Linked DNA regions of Mus musculus: region 2 is linked to region 1. Evidence: chromatin loops called from intact Hi-C (ENCODE). Cell type or tissue: gastrocnemius. All regions are shown on one strand. Each heading gives the region's core, and the rest is flanking DNA. Links, peaks and the distances in the headings are about the cores only.

Region 1 (8,342 bases), core at 199-8,198:
CTTCAACAGTGTTTTTAATATTATCAGTTGAAGTTTGTTTATTTTGTTTCTGTATCTTGTACAATTTTAAACATATGTATGTGGAAAAATATGTATATTGAGACAGGATCCTACTGTGTAGCACCGGCTACCTTGGAACTCATTATATAGTCCAGAGATCTATCTGCTGGCTTCTAACTCCTGAGTGCTGGCATTAAAACTATGTACAAATAGTAGGGGAAGGCTCTTAATGAGGAATTATCTGAATCAGGTTGGTCTGTGAACAGATGTGTGGGGGTTGTCTTTTTTTTTTTTTTTTTAGATTTATTTATTTTATTAATGTAAGTACACTGTAGCTGTCTTCAGACACTCCAGAAGAGGGAGTCAGATCTTGTTACAGATGGTTGTGAGCCACCATGTGGTTGCTGGGATTTGAACTCCTGACCTTCGGAAGAGCAGTCGGGTACTCTTACCCACTGAGCCATCTCACCAGCCCGTGGGGGTTGTCTTGATGGTTACTTCATATAAGAAGACCCAGTTTATTGTGAGTGGCACTCAGCTCAAGTAACTTATTCTCACCTGTCTTAGTGTCTTATTGTCTGAGAGACACTATGACCAACAGTGAGGTGGGGAGGAAGGGCTTTACTTAGCTTACATTGGCCACATTGTGGTCCATCATTGAAGGATTTAGAGCAGGAACTCTAGGTTTTGCAGGTACCTGGAGGCAGAAGCTACTGTAGAGCCCACTTACTGGCTCGTCATTCATTGCTTGCTCAGCCTGCCTTAAAGCACCCAAGTCTACCAGCATAGAGGTTGCCTGGCCCTCTCACATCAATCACTAATTACAAATACTAGTTTACAGTCCAGTCTTGGGACATTTTCTGCCTATATTGAGGTTCCTTCTCTCATGACAATAGCTGTGTCAAGTTCACATATAACTAGCCAGCACAGTTAGCATGAGTCTATAAAAAGAGAATGAACACAGTATTACCAGGCTGTGCACTGAGTTTACGGAAGCTTGCATTATACTGAACTGTCTTACAGACATTTTAGGCAGGGGTTCCAAACAATGTAAGAGGAAAGCTGACTGATGGGCAGCAAGCCTCTGCTCGTGACTGAGTATATATGAGAGCTGCTTCAATTCTTGCCTTGATTTCCCTGTATAGCCCCAGCTGTCCTGGAACTCAAATCCACCTGCCTCTGCCTCCCAAGTGCTGGGATTAAGTGCGCCGCCTGGCGGACTGAATGTTTTTAAGCCAAATCCCCAAGGTTGCTTTTTATTGGAATATTTTCCCCAGTATCTGAAATGAATCCAGAATACCTACCCTTTTTTGATTTAAACGATTTATAATCTGTAGGTTAAGAGTGCGTACAACAGTGTAGTCCACAGCTTGGAGACATTACCTACATTTGCACAGACTCACATCCAACTTTTTATTTGCTGAGCCACTTGAGAATAAGTTACAGAATTTGTGCCATTTTCTGCTGAATACTTTGTTATTCATCACTTTAGAAAGTATAATATTTTTATTATTTTGTTGAGAATTTCACAACAATGTATTTATTTTTTTAAATTATGGGTATGGGAGTTTTGCCTGGATAAGACAGAAGATGGTGGCGGATCCCCCGGAAGTGATGTTACAGATACTTGTGAGCCTCCATGTGGATGCTGGGAGTTGAATCCGAATTCCCTGGAAGAGGAGCACGTGCTGTTCACTGCTGATCCGTACCTGGAGCTCCACAACGTATGTTTTTAAATTCTTATTTATGCGTATGGGTGTTTTGTTTGTATGTATGCCTTTATATGGTGTGTATTCCTAGTGTCCATAGAGACTGGAAGAGGGCCTCTTCAGACCTTAGACCTGGACTTAGAGATGGTTGTGAGCCCCCGTGTAGGTGCTAGGAATTGAATCCAGATCCTTTGGAAGAACAGCTAATGCTTTAAACTGCTGAGCTATTTCTCAACCCCCCAAATTAATGAATTTCCTTTGAGGCAGGATCTCATAATAGCCCTGACTAGCCTGGAACTTGCTATGTAAACCACGCTGGTCTTGAATTGTTCTAGTGCTGGCTCCAAGGGGTTAAAGTGGCTTATCACCACACCTAGCCATAGACAATGTAATGTGATCATATTTACCCTGCCAACTTCTCCCCCCAGCTACCCTCAGATGATATATCTCTTTTAAGACAAGGAAATTCTCCCATGAGACCTCATTCCACTGTTGACATGCAAGATCATTGGTATTTGACATATCATAGTGTGTTCACTGTTATTTATAAACTGTTTAATGGTACTTAAAAACTACCTTTTCTTTGTAGTTATTACAAATGACTATGAGCTTTTGATTTCATGGTATGAACACAGCAACAGTGGTAACTTCCTTAGTTATAATTTGTCATTAAAAGTTTATTATAAGAAAGCTAAATTAGGGGGCTGGTGAGATGGCTCAGTGGGTAAGAGCACCCGACTGCTCTTCCGAAGGTCCAGAGTTCAAATCCCAGCAACCACATGGTGGCTCACAACCATCTGTAACAAGATCTGACTCCCTCTTCTGGTGTGTCTGAAGATAGCTACAGTGTACTTACTATAATAATAAATAAAATCTTAAAAAAAAAAAAAAAAAAAAAAAAAGAAAGAAAGCTAAATTACTATGTGTAATAACTTGACTTTAGTTCTTTGGTTTTTGTGTGTGTGATTAAATGTATCTAAAAATTGTAAATTTTGTCTTTATTTTCTTCTATATAGCTTTCAATCAGATTACTTACTTTTAAATATTCCTTTGAATTTAGTATTCTCGTGACTATTGTATTAGATAGCTTGTAATGACATGAAAATAAAACACCTTTTTGTATTTTAGGATGACACACGAGTTGTGAGAGTGAAGGTTATAGCTGGCATAGGCCTGGCCAAGAAAGACATCTTGGGAGCCAGGTAAATAACAATGCATGAGCTTGGGGTTTAAGGAAACAGTATTGCTTAGTTTCTTTCTTGAACTTTGATTAAATGAAAATCTGAGTGATAGTAGCAAATTTTGGTACACAGTGAGATCCTTACAGGGTAAGTGGCTGATTATTTTCTTGGTATCTGAATCAATGAATTTGCAAAATTAAAGACAGTTGTAGTTATAGATTTACTATTGAGTTCTGCCCCCAGAATTTGATAGCATTTTAATTCTCTAAATCCGTTAGCAGATAATAACCAGCATAATCTCTGGTTACAGTAGAAAAAGGAGCTCTGAGTATCAAGTGAGCAGAGCGGGGCGCACTGGGTTGGAGCTACATGGGAGAGACCCAGTGGTGTGGCGGGGTTCCCTTAGAGGAATTAGTCAGCCAGGGAGAATTACAACCTGAGGCAGGGGTTGGTGGTCTCCACAGCCTGAAAACCTGGAGCAGGGGTTGGACTCTGGTGGAGAAATGAGAGATTGGCAGGAAGCCTGGCAGTGGTGGGGATTCTGGAAGAGAAAGAGTTGGCCTCTCAGCTGGTGTCAGAAGATCTGAGCAGAGAGTGAGTGTCTAAACAAGATAGATAAACACAGAAAAAAACAACCCAGAGTCTCTGTAACTCAGCTTACAATGTCCACGGTACAGCATGTAGTCACCTGGTCTGTAAAGAGCAAGGGAAGTGGGACACACTGTCAATCAATAAGGAATATGTGAGCAGAATGTGATGGGAGGCACTCACGGCTAGTCTGGTCTACATAGTGAGTTCCAGGGCTGCATAGCGAGACTCTGTCTCCACGAAACAAAAACTGGGTGGGAAAGAAAGAAAAAAAGAAAGGGAGAAAGAATATATGCTCATTGTCAGTCAAAACATTGGAAATCTCAGGAATGAAGTAGAGACATAAATAGATAAATAAATAATAAAATACCGGGGAAACTCTACAACTAAAATATAATTGAAATTCAAGTTCTTTGGTTGGCCGTGATTTCTGAATGGATACATAGAACAAAGATGAACTGAACATAGATTAATGGGGATCATTTACCAATTAGAAGATGATGAAGAAGAAAGGTCTGTTTGAACTACATCCCAGAGAGATAAATAATGAAATAAAATCTTTTTAAAGAATAAGTGTCTAAATTTGGAAAACGATCAATGAAATATACAACTGGACTGGAGAGTTGGCTCAGCAATCCTGTATTGCTTTTACTGAGGTTTCCCTGGGAACTGCCTGTGACCAACTCCAGGGGATCTGGCGCCCTCTCCTGGCCTCCACAGGCACTGCACACATGTACACACAACTTAAATCTTTTTAAAGAAGAAATGTTAAAGCAGGTTAAAGCTCCTGGTGAAGAGAAAGGAAAAGACCATCAGAAGTGATAAATACCTGGAATCTACAGATGCTTTTTTTTTTAATTAATTAAAAGTTTTATTTTTGTGTGTGGGTGTTTTGTCTTCATGTATATGTTTGAACATTTGATGTCCATAGAGGTCAGAAGAGGATATTAGTCTCCTGGAACTAGAGTTATAATTGGCTGTGATCTGCCATGTTTGTGCTGGGAATCAAACTTGGGTCCCTTGCAAGAGCAGTAAATGCTCTTAACCTTATACAGGGCCCATTGGAATCATGATTCAACAACCTTGTCTTACGGATTCATATTAGATAAAAGGGATGAAAGGAATGCTTATGGGAATAACAGCATAAAGGATAGGGTGTGTGTTTGCTGTGACCCTGCATGGAAGGATCGTGTGGTAGAAAGCATAGGCAAAGTGAATCATTAAGGGTATGAAATAGAAAACATAATCATATCAACATTTCAACAGTAATGTGAAGAATTTTAGGTTTTGTAAGAGCAGAAATTTGGAGGTTTTTTGTTTTTGTTTGTTTCTTTTTGACAGTTTCTCTGGCTATCCTAAAATTACTTCTGTAGACTAGGCTGGCCTTGAACTCAGGACTGCCTGTCTCTGTCTCTCAAGTGCTGGATTTAAGGGCATGTGCCACCACCACCATAGCTATGCAAGCATAGTTGTACTCTAGAGCTGTAAAAGCAGAAATTTTAAACTGAAGTTCTTGAAACAATTAAAAAGTCAGTACAAAACAATTCTTTTTAAAGGGGACAGGACAAGGGAAGGAAAACATGAGTTAATATACTTGTATCCAATCATGTAATAATTACAAGCACCCACATTAGCTGGCTTACAACTGTCTGTAAATCCAGCTCACGGAGATCCAACACTCTTATGGCTTTGGCAGGCACATGTACACATAACACAGAGGCATACACTGTATGCACATAAATTATGAAGCAACTCTTTAAAAAACATACTTAAATTCAATGATATACCTAGGTTGGGGAAAATGGATGCAAAAATGGTATGATAAAGATTAACGTGAATACGAGCCAGGCAGTGTGGCACATGTCTTTAATCCCAGCTATCAGGAGGCAGAGGCAGGTAGATCTCTGACTCTGTAGGCCAGCCTGGTCTACATATAGCATTCTAGGATGGTTAGGGCTACACAAGAGTAACCCTGTCATGAAAAAAACAAAATCAAAAACAATTAAAATCTGCTAAAATAAGGGAAAGGTATTTTCAAATATTTCACAATGATAATAAAATCACCAGGAATGTATTAGGCAGAAATGGGTATGTGCCTGGTACCAGAACTTGCAGATGTATGGCTCAAAACTTGACAGAATTAAAGGAAAAATTAAAAATTCTATTTTGGATAAAGACACCAATGCCTTTTTCAAAATTGTTAAAACATAATTTTTGAAAAAATCAGATGAGGCTGGAGAGAAAGCTCTGTCATTGAGAGTTCTTGCTGCCTTTGCAGAGCCCCATGTTGATTTCCAACTTCCATGTCTGGTATCTGGTAGCTAACAGCTGCCTCTGACTCCTGCAGGCACCAGCATTCATATGCATAGCGCCCCCCAACATAATTAAAAATAAAAATAAATCTTTAAATAAATGATAAAAATTGTACAGTATTACCAATGACTTTGGCTTAAGAACACATCCTAAAGGCTGCAGAGCAAACATTCTTAACTGCAGAATAGATGTTCAAATGTATACAGTACATTGACAGTCATGGGCCTGTGAGGATTATTACCTTTAGCTGTCTGGTAATATTAACAATAGCTTCGTGTCTCAACAAGCATGTGTTCATTGTTCACAGTCTGAATGATTCAGAAGCCCCTGAGCCTTCACCTTGATCCACTGTTAATGGTCTCACGAAGGAACTCTTGTGTATCTGTTTCTAATTTGGTTATGAGGTCTCAAGAGGGGTTGTCTGTAAACTCTAGACCTGTCCTCATGATGCTCCAGAGATGTCACTGAGTTTTCAGAATGCTTTTGTGGGTCTTCACCCTGTGATAGAACCTCCAGTCACCAGATGTGCCTCAGGAGATTTGCATATCTTGGCCAATGCCCTGTGACCTCTGGTCTGATCTGGGTCCAGGTTCTTCATTCCCACAAAGGAGCCCATTTCCAGGAGAGAAGATGCATTCAGGATGTCATTCAGGTGAACACAGGGATCACCTCAACAAAATCAGAGATGTCCATAGCTGAATAGAGAACAATGGCCTCACCAGGCAAGGGGCAGCTGGGGAGCCCCAGAGTGTGCTAGCACATGTGGGTGAGAGCATTTGGGTATTGCCCATGTGAATTTCTTCTTTTTAAAGATTTTTTTTTATGTATATGAATACAACATTGCTCTCTACAGACACATCAGAAGAGGGTATTGGATGCCATTACAGTGGTTGTGAGCCCCCATGTGGTTGCCGGGATTTGAACTCAGGACCTCTGGAAGAGCAGTCAGTCCTCTTAACCCACTGAGCCATCTCTCCAGCCCCTGCCTCTGCCTCCTAAGTGCTGAGGTTAAATGCATGTGCTACTGTATCCAGCAATTCTTAGTTTTTATTTGGAGGGGCTGTAGCTCAGTTTGCCTAGGACATACTAGGTTCAGTCTGTGGACCATGAAGACTGGTTGTGATGCATGTCTGTAATCTAAGCGTGAGGGGAGAGGCAAGAAAATCAGAAGGTCAGCATCCTGCTCAGCTACAGAGAGTTTAGGGCCAGCGTGGGCTACTGATGACCTGTCAGGGAGAGATGGAGAGAAAGAATACAAATTGAGAACGGTGTAGGAACCCAGACATAAGTATTTCAAACCTTTTTCAGAGTAGATCTGAGAACAGACAGAAAGCAGATGGGATTTGAAGAGCTGTTGTGGGGGCGAAGTATGGCTAGGGGGTTGCTGTGTTGTGTGCTCCTTCCTGTGGAGGAGTGCTGTAGTCTCAGCCACACTCTCTCACTGCTGTGTAGTCTGTACAACTTGGAGAAAACGACAGTAGCTAACCCTGATCCACAAAAACTGTTTGGAGCAGTGTTTGATGTGGAGTAATTTCTATGTAAGTTATTACCAACTTTCTCTTGTAACTTTAACTGAGAAGGGAAGAAAAAGACATTTGCTGCTTTCCTAGAAGGAGTTAACAGGAATAAGGAATAGAGGAGTTTCAAAATGTATTGCTAGATCATGAAAAGCTAGGACAAAGGAGGTGTTGAAATGGGCTGACTGCCTTCCAAGGTGGATCATGCTAGGCAAGAGTGCCCTGTGTCTCCAAACTGTCCTTGTCCCTATTTCCCTGGGGCTGCAGAGATGAGACGAGATCTTGCTACGCTTGCAGAGAACCTGAGTTCTGTTCCTAGTACCTATTTATGTTAGATGGCTGTGTAACTCTAGCTCCAGGGGACCTGATACCTTCTGATTGACATACATGGGCATCTGTACACACACACACACACACCCACACACACACACACACACACACACACACACGAGTCATAAACATGAATAAAGTAAACTAAGCCTTAAAAAAATGGAAGAGCTTCTACAACATGTTTTTTGTTTGTTCTGAGACAGGGATTTAACCATGTAGCCCTTGCTGGACTCAGATTTCCTCTGCCTTCGGATTGCTTGGATCAAAACATGCGTCCCGCTGTGCTTGGCAAGATACAATTTTTTGGTTTTTTTGAGACAGGGTTTCTCTGTATAGCCCAGGCTGTCCTGGAACTCACTTTGTAGACCAGGCAGGCCTCGAACTCAGAAATCTGCCTGCCTCTGCCTCCTAAGTGCTGGGATTAAAGGTTTTTTTGTTTTTGTTTTTTTCAAATCTCTTTATTGGTTCTTTGTGAGTTTCATATCAAGTACCTGAGTACTGCTCATGTCCATTCCTTATGTCTGTATGTCCGTCCCTTCCCCCTTTCAGCCTCCGCCTCGTCCCCAATCAAAAAACCACGAAAGCAAATGACAAAAAGCATGGAAAACATCTCATCGTGAAAGCTGTGGTGTGTCACACTGTCCCACACATTTCCACTTGTAATGAGTCATTTGACTGTTCAGGATCTCTAGCTTCTGTGACAC
Region 2 (8,342 bases), core at 317-8,316, 58 kb before region 1:
TTATAAACAGTTCCTTCTCAAGTGCTATCTTTATAGGCAGCCCAGTTAAAGTGCTTTCAACCTTAACTGTTTATTACATATTGCTACAGTGGACTAAGGAAAAAAGCTTTTGTTCATATGCCAACACTGCCCAACCTTGACTTTCATAAAACTGGAGATGGGGTAAGAATCCTACAATTTCTTTTTAATAAAGAGAAATGTGCCTTTAATTGAATGCATTCTGTTCAGTATATTGGCTAAAATCGGGAACTGAGAATTGTTCCTTCCACAAATAAAAAGAAGAAAGAGTGGGGGGAAAACACCCACAATGGCCAAAGGATGTTAGTGAAAATGACCTATATCACCGTGAAATTCAGGAGAATAAAGACCTAAGATACTAATTTGTAGGTATGTCCATAATATATATTGATGATACATGTATACATAAGGGAGTCTTGTAAAATAGCTATATTTGACCTCTCTAGAAAACAGGGAGCTGGAAAGATGGCCCGGCTGTTAAGAGCATTGACTGCTCTTCCAGAGGTCCTGAGTTCAAATCCCAGCAACCACATGGTGGCTCACAACAATCCATGATAGGATCTGATGCCCTCTTCTGGTGTGTCTGAAGACAGCTACAGTGTATTCAAAATAAATAAATGTGTTTGTTTTTTTTTTTTTAAAGAAAAAAACAAACAAAACAAAAACAGGGCTACTACGCAATGTAGTTTTTATTGATACTAAAGAAAGCTTTAGAAATGCCAAAAACATCTATTTGTGCCTAGTTGCTCTTTTTGTTTTATTTTTGAGACAGTGGCTCTCTATATGGGCCTCTCTGTCCTAGAAGTCAAGTCACTATGTGGACCACAGTAGCCTTGAACTCACAGAGATCCACCTGTGTCTGCCTCCCAAGTGCTGGAATTAAAGGTGTGGAACACTGCACCTTGATTTAGCTGCTATTTAAAGTGCTATATTCACCCTACTCTTGACTGACTGTTCTTTACAGATTCGCTCTTATGTGCAAAGCTGTTACATGTCTTCCAACAGCTCCTTCATGCTGTTTTGATCCAAGAGATGTATTTTGTATCTCCCAATAAGAACACATATCGAGCCGGGCGTGGTGGTACATGCCTTTAATCCCAGCACTTGGGAGGCAGAGGCAGGCTGATTTCTGAGTTCAAGACTAGCCTGGTCTACAAAGAGAGTGCCGGGACAGCCAGGACTATATAGAGAAACCCTGTCTCGAAAAAAAAAAATATATATATATATATATCGTCAATGTACTTCATCTTAATTTCTCTGAACATTAGAAGAAGAAGAAGAAGAAGAAGAAGAAGTAGTAGTAGTAGTAGTAGTAGTAGTAGTAGTAGTAGTAGTAGTATTTCGTAAAGTTAACTTTTCCTCTTTCCTTTGTATAGTTGGAAGGAGTTGAACCATCTGGGCAGCTTCAAAATATTGATGAGGAAGTTATCTCTTCTGCTTGCCGTCTTGTGTGTGAGTGGGCCCAGAAAGTGTTAAGCCAGCCATTTGACACAGTCTTGGAATTAGCCCACTTCCTTGTAAAGAGTCACTATATAGGCACCAAGTCAATGGCAGCTCTGACTGTGATGGCGGCAGCACCGGCAGGTATGGAAACTGACCGCATTGCTATAGGTAGAGCCGATAGCAAACGAGAGCTTGCAGGCCAGTAAGACGGCACAGTAGGTAAGAACACTTGCTACCAAGCCTCATGGCCTGAGTTCAAGCCTCAGAAACAGAATGATGAAGGGAGAGAACTGACTCCCCTCCTGCAAGTTGTCTATGACCTCTACATGCACTCCCTGGTACATGTGCATTTATAAATAAATAAATCAAGTTTAGAGAATCGATTAATGAAGTCTGTGACCAAAGAACTTCATCATTTAAGTATATGTATAAGTTCAATCTTACTTCAGTTCACACTAAATGCAGATGTTTTATTAGGCTAATAAAATAAAAACTATATTGTTAAGCTGTAGAGTTTAATCTACTTTTCTGTGTTGCTCTGCTAGAATAAACTATTTGAATTCCCCTACCATACCTTTTTTATAGCTGTTTTTAAATGTAAAGAATATATGTATTTTTAAGTCTATATGTCTAAATTAGTTAAATGTTAAAAGTAAAATAAAACTAATTTTAAAATTATGTGCTAGGCTCCTGTCCCAGAAATTAATCTTGTAAATAAAATGATCTCTGAACATCATTGACTGATTACCTGGTTTTATTTAAAAAATAAATTTTATGAAGTGGTACTATAAAATAAAAAGAGCTTTGTTTTTGGTTGGTTTGTTGGTTAGTTTGTTGTTTTTGAGATGGGGTCCCTCTATTAATAGGACCCAGGCTGTCCTGAAACAAAACATAGAAATCCTCCTGCCTCTATCTCTAAGGTATTTATCACCATACCTGGCTGAAAGAGAATTTCTTTAATGGCAGTTTAAATGATAATTTTAATTCAAAGAGAAGTTTTTGTAATTGACAACTTTAGTAATTAACATTATTGTTGGAATATCTGATGCATTGCTAATTGAATAGCTGTATGTAAGGTATCAGTTCTAATGGAAAATTTTAAATGCCTTAATTCACTTATACCTGACAGATTGTAGAGTGAATAAATTATATTACCTTAGAAAATTATTTCTGTGAAGAATATTAACATGGAACTTGTTCTCCAAGATATGTCTTCTAAGTTTATATTTTTTAAATCTGCACTACATTTATCCTGAAGAGATTTATTGTTCATGTTGTGCATAAGTGTATATAATCTCTCCTTTTCATTTTATGACCAATTGAGTACCAGTATCAGCAAAGCAGCCTCTCACAGTTGCTAGTCACAACTTTTCTTTCCTGAATATAAACTGTATATGACCAAACCTGACTTTTCACTTAATTAGACACAAGCATGGTATTGCCTAGAAATCCCAATGTGTGTCACTAAATAGCTCACATATATGTTAGCTCCCTTAATTCTTTCATGCCTATGAAAAAGGTGAAGTTCATTCTAGGAAACAGACTCTAGGAGGTGAAATAGTTTGTCCTTGGCTAGAGAAGTAATGCAACCAGGATTTGAATACTGTTTGCCTGTCTCCAAAGACCAGGCTACCTCAGTTACTCTTACTAACTCCTTATCTTCTTGCAAAATAAGACTTTGAAGAGTGTGGAGCCTTCAGAACACTCTAATCTCTCTTTACTCTCCTCACTGACAGTTGGAAGGGTACCTCTGTGGATGGGGGCTTGGATTTTTTGGAAGTACCATCTGTTTCCCATTATTTGCAAATTTGACCAAAAGAGAATGAAGGGATTTTTGAGGTGTAAGTCTAGTAAAGTAGAGAGATGGCTCAGCAGTTCAGAGCACATGTTGCTCTTTCAGATAGCCTGGGTTCTATTCCCAGGACCCATGTGGCAGCTCACAACCAACCCTCTGTAACTCCTGTCCCAGGGGATCCAAAGACTTCTTCTGACCTTTGCAAGTGCCAGGCATGCACATAATACACATATGTACATACATGAAGGCAAAATATTCATACACATAAAATAATAAATTTTTTTAATGTACTAAAAAGTACATGTGTGAACAGGTGATTTTTATTTTTAGAAGCAACATATGAGAACACAAAACTTTTCCAATTATATCATTACTGAAAACACTTTCAGTCTTGAAATTTTGTTCTCAACTATTAGTACATTTTTAAAAGAATACTCATGATAAATTAATTTTCATCCTTTGAAGGCAAATTAATTTTTTTATAAGTACAGTGTCCATCTTGAAGACAGGTTGTGTTACAAATGTCCTTTTTGTAAGTCAGCTGCTTGGAAATCATTCCTGTCCAGAAACCCTGGCAAGAGGACAAGGCAGAAAGCTGTGAGCCGTTGGCAGAGGCTTTCCTGGGTGCAGATGCTAGGAGTAACGCTGAGACAGGGCCAAAGGAAGCTGTAAGACTGAGTTCAAAGAGAAAAACAGTAATTACAGCATTTAATAGAAAAGGAGAGGATCAAAAATGAAGGATTATCAACCAGAGATTGCAAAGGAGAATTCCTGTGTTTTTAACTTCTTCCTAGCCTCCCTCCCTCCCTCCCGCACCTGCACTAAGTTGTAGCTGATGCAAAGCAGAGCCTGGCTAAGGGACCAAAGGCAAAGTGCAATTTTTATCTTGCTTTTTCTTTCTTTCTTCTTTTTTTTTTTTCCTGCTATCTTACTACTCTTAAAAAGTATTCTCAGTGACACTTTTCAAAATGCCTTAACCTTAGTCTTACAAAGAAATTCTGCTTCTAAATTTCTCTAGGTCACACTGGAATAATCATTAAGTAACAATTAAAATAATGGTTCAATTTCTGGTAAGATTAAAAACTTGTTTTCCCCACATAAATTAGGCTATGGAGTGGTTTTAGCAAATATTTATTAGGTTATCCTTATGAGCTAAATATTTAAATTATGAAAATTTATTAATTTCATTCTAATCACAGAAAGGGGTAGGAATTTGCTGGCATCTAATACAATGTAAAACTGCTCTGTTGGCATGTATTTTTCTTAGTGTTCCAACATTTATGATATAAATAATCTTTTTAAATTGTCTGCCATTGTTTACTTAACTGAAATTGGCCTGGTTAAACCATATTTTAAGATATTAAACTCTTGTTGACAGAGGTTTGTAAATAGAAGTCTGTTACTTTGCTTTGTAAATAAGCTGTGAATTAATTAGAGTGTGCTGCAAGCTTAGACACTTTGTCCAGCAGATGGCTACACATTCAAAGAAACTGAGTAATGCGGCCTTCCACAAGACAGTGTTTAGTTTTAGCTTTCCTTTGTGTTTATTTTCAGGACTTAAAGGAATTCCCCAGCCTTCTGCTTTTATACCTACAGCTGAAAGTAATTCCTTTCAACCTCAAGTAAAGACTTTGCCATCTCCAATTGATGCTAAGCAGCAGTTGCAACGGAAAATTCAAAAAAAGCAGCAAGAACAGAAACTACAATCTCCATTGCCAGGAGAATCCTCAGCAAAAAAGCCAGAAGGCACTACAGCCAACGGAGTGGCTAATCTACCCAATGGGAACCCTGCGATCCTTTCTCCCCAGCCCATTGGGATCGTGGTGGCAGCTGTCCCTAGCCCCATTCCGGTAATATTATCACTAGAGTTTGGCCTTACTGAGATGGTAGGAAGTCATTTATTTTATTAGAAGTAACAGGTGAGAAGATGGCAAGGGTCATAAGCTGGTTTTATGACCAGACTATCCTTGGTCATTCATCCATCTATCTTTCTTTTTCTTTCTTCCTTCCTTCCTTCTTTTCTTTTTTTTTTTTTTTTTTTTTTTTTTGAGACAGGGTTTCTCTGTATAGCCCTGGCTGTCCTGGAACTCACTTTGTAGACCAGACTGGCCTCGAATTCAGAAATCCGCCTGCCTCTGCCTCCCAAGTGCTGGGATTACAGGCGTGCGCCACCACGCCCGGCTGGTCATTCATCTTTCATTCCGAATATTTATTGCTAATGAAAAGCAAACCCTAAAGTTTATAAAACTAAAGATACAAAAGATGAAGATTTGTAAAGTGTGCATATAAGCATTCAGAATTTCAGTAAGATTAAATTTATTAAAAAATTTTTAATATTGATCCTGGCTGGATCAAGAATCTTTTGGGAGCCTAAATGTTTTTCTTAATATTGAACTAGATCAAGTTATAATATATTATTAATGATTTTATACTTGAATGTGGGCCTGCATCTTTGGTTAGCCTGCATCTGGGTAGATATAGGAGTAGAAGATTGTTAAGGTCACTCTCACACAACTAACATTATAGTGAAGGGGATTTTCAAATGCAAGTGTATCCTCCTAAAGTAAAGTGGTAACCTTAAATTACTATTGGTATGATTATTAAGGAGATATTTTCTCTTAATTTTTCTTGGTATCATTATCTTTCATCATTGCTATTCCATTAAAATTTTTAATATCTGATGGCCATACTACTCACCTAAGAGCAGATTTCAGGAGGCCTACTGTGGATAAGGAAACCTAGTAGCTAGTTACTAAAGTCCAGGGCAAACTTGAGCTGTGTAAGACTTCCCAAGAGTGAACTGTGCTCTTAGATACTTGAGAGCTTACCTTTCTTCATGATTGTATTCCTTCTCACTGTAACGTCTTTAACCCACTCATTAGACAAATATTTGTTATAGGTATGAAGTATTTTGTTAACTGGAAAGTAAACCTAACTTTTTTCCCATGTGTTACTGTATTTCATAAGTATATTGCTTTGTGGTTATACTTGTTAAAAATATGTGTACAAAATGATACAAAAGAACTCTCTTCTAACATTATAATGACCTTTTTTCTTTTAAATTAACACTTAATAAATCCTCTAATACTATACACATGTACTGTTGTACCCTAGACTTATAAAATGGACTTTTGATTTTTTTACCTTTTTGCAGGTCCAGCGGACAAGGCAGTTAGTAACTTCACCAAGTCCAATGAATTCTCCTGATGGCAAAGTTCTTCCCCTCAATGTGCAAGTGGTCACTCAGCACATGCAGTCTGTGAAACAGACACCAAAGACTCCTCAGAACGTTCCAGCCAGTCCTGGTGGGGACCGTTCTGCCAGACACCGCTACCCTCAGATCTTACCCAAGCCAGCAAACACCAGTGCGCTCACCATCCGCTCTCCTACAACTGTGCTCTTTACTAGCAGTCCCATCAAAACTGCTGTGGTACCTGCATCACACATGAGTTCTCTAAATGTGGTGAAAATGACAACAATATCCCTCACACCCAGTAACAGTAATGCGCCTCTTAAACATTCTGCCTCAGTCAGCAGTGCTACTGGAACAACAGAGGAATCAAGGATTGTTCCTCAGATCAAGAATGGTTCTGTCGTTTCTCTTCAGTCTCCTGGGTCCAGGGCTAGCAGCACTGGGGGAACTTCGGCTGTGGAAGTCAAAATGGAACCAGAAGGTTCATCAGATGAGCATCCTCTCCAGTGCCAAGAGAACTCTGAGGAGACAAAAGCTCCCCTGACAACATCTAGTGCCCTTTGGGGCCAGAAAAGTAATACAGATGGAACAGTACCAAAACCTTCTAATGAAGGTGTCACTGAAGTGAAAACAACTAAGGTCTGTGACCAGAGGACCAAATGTAAAAATCGATGTAATGAAATTCTGTCAGGCATCTCAGCAGGCAATAATCAAAGCACTGTTACTCTCTCGGTTGCTACTCAGAACTTACCTTTCACCAGCACCAGCTCACCATCTAATGGTGACTCAGTAAATAAAGACCCTAAAATATGCACTAAAAGTCCAAGGAAACGACTGTCTGCTACATTGCAAGAGTCTCAGGTGCCTCCTGTAAAGAAACCAATTGTGGAACAGCTTTCTGCAGTTACTATAGAAGGTCAGAAACCAGGCACTGTTAAAAAGGACCAAAAGGTTCCACATTCAGGGAAAACAGAAAGTTCAACAGCAGGTGCTCAGATTCCTAACAAGGTGTCAATCAGTGTCAGTTCACAGATAATAGAGGATCAGCCCGTGAACCCTGCTCTTGTCACCAGTGAACCAGTTCTGGAGCAGCAGACAACGCCATCATCGTCTCCGGATGTAAAAGTCAAACTTGAAGGGAGTGTCTTTCTCTTGGACCGTGAGTCAAAATCAGATGGCAGCTTTAATCGTAACGAATGGCAACAAGTTACTAAGGATTCTGACTTCATAGCTGCCAGCTGTGAGCATCAGCAAGACATTAGTGTTATGACGATTGCTGAGCATCCTGACATCCATGATTTAGAGAAATCTGTTTGGGAATTAGAAGGGATGCCACAGGACACATACAGCCAGCAGCTACATAGCCAGATACCAGAATCTTCTCTGAATGAAATACAAGCACAGTCTTCAGATCAGTTGCCATTGCAATCGGAACTGAAAGAGTTTGAGTCTTCTGTTTCCCAGACAAATGAAAGCTACTTTCCTTTTGACGATGAACTTACACAAGATAGCATTGTGGAAGAGCTGGTACTTATGGAGCAGCAGATGTCAATGAATAATTCACATTCTTATGGTAACTGCTTGGGAATGAGCCTTCAGAATCAGTCAGTAACTCCAGGAGCTCCAATGTCATCTCATGCTTCCAGCACTCACTTCTATCATCCAATTCATAGCAATGGCACTCCAATTCACACACCTACACCCACACCCACTCCTACACCAACTCCAACCCCAACTCCAACCCCAACGTCTGAAATGATTGCTGGGTCTCAGAGTCTGTCACGGGAGAGCCCTTGTTCCAGGCTTGCCCAGACAACACCTGTGGATAGTGCTTTAGGAAGTAGCCGACACACACCCATTGGTACTCCTCATTCTAATTGCAGCAGTAGCGTC

The links. A loop is a pair of places that touch in the nucleus more often than their neighbours do. Peaks named below come from ENCODE experiments on the same cell type or tissue, not always from the same donor. Only the 100,000 strongest peaks of a DNase experiment are listed, where the experiment ranks them.
Region 2: a loop joins it to region 1, with 2.5 times the contacts of the local background. A loop is called at or near these places in 4 of 42 quality-filtered maps.

What each region holds. Positions count from the first base shown.
Region 1 is chr9:72,668,393-72,676,734 of GRCm38, forward strand. It overlaps a transcript of Nedd4 not described here. Among named protein-coding and RNA genes, the nearest start is that of Nedd4, 21 kb to the right of the region's middle. In gastrocnemius, for the core only: CTCF peaks have their summits at 1,227 and 4,190 (motif pointing left); a DNase peak (open chromatin) is centred at 4,182; H3K4me3 peaks cover 1,170 bases; H3K27ac peaks cover 6,489 bases.
Region 2 is chr9:72,610,227-72,618,568 of GRCm38, forward strand. It overlaps Rfx7 (regulatory factor X, 7), which reads left to right. Exons shown (of 9, transcript NM_001033536.1): 6 at 78-162; 7 at 1,395-1,602; 8 at 4,811-5,106; 9 at 6,411-8,342. Among named protein-coding and RNA genes, the nearest start is that of Gm23057, 19 kb to the right of the region's middle. In gastrocnemius, for the core only: a CTCF peak has its summit at 4,729 (motif pointing right); DNase peaks (open chromatin) are centred at 3,852 and 5,045; H3K4me3 peaks cover 237 bases; H3K27ac peaks cover 5,521 bases.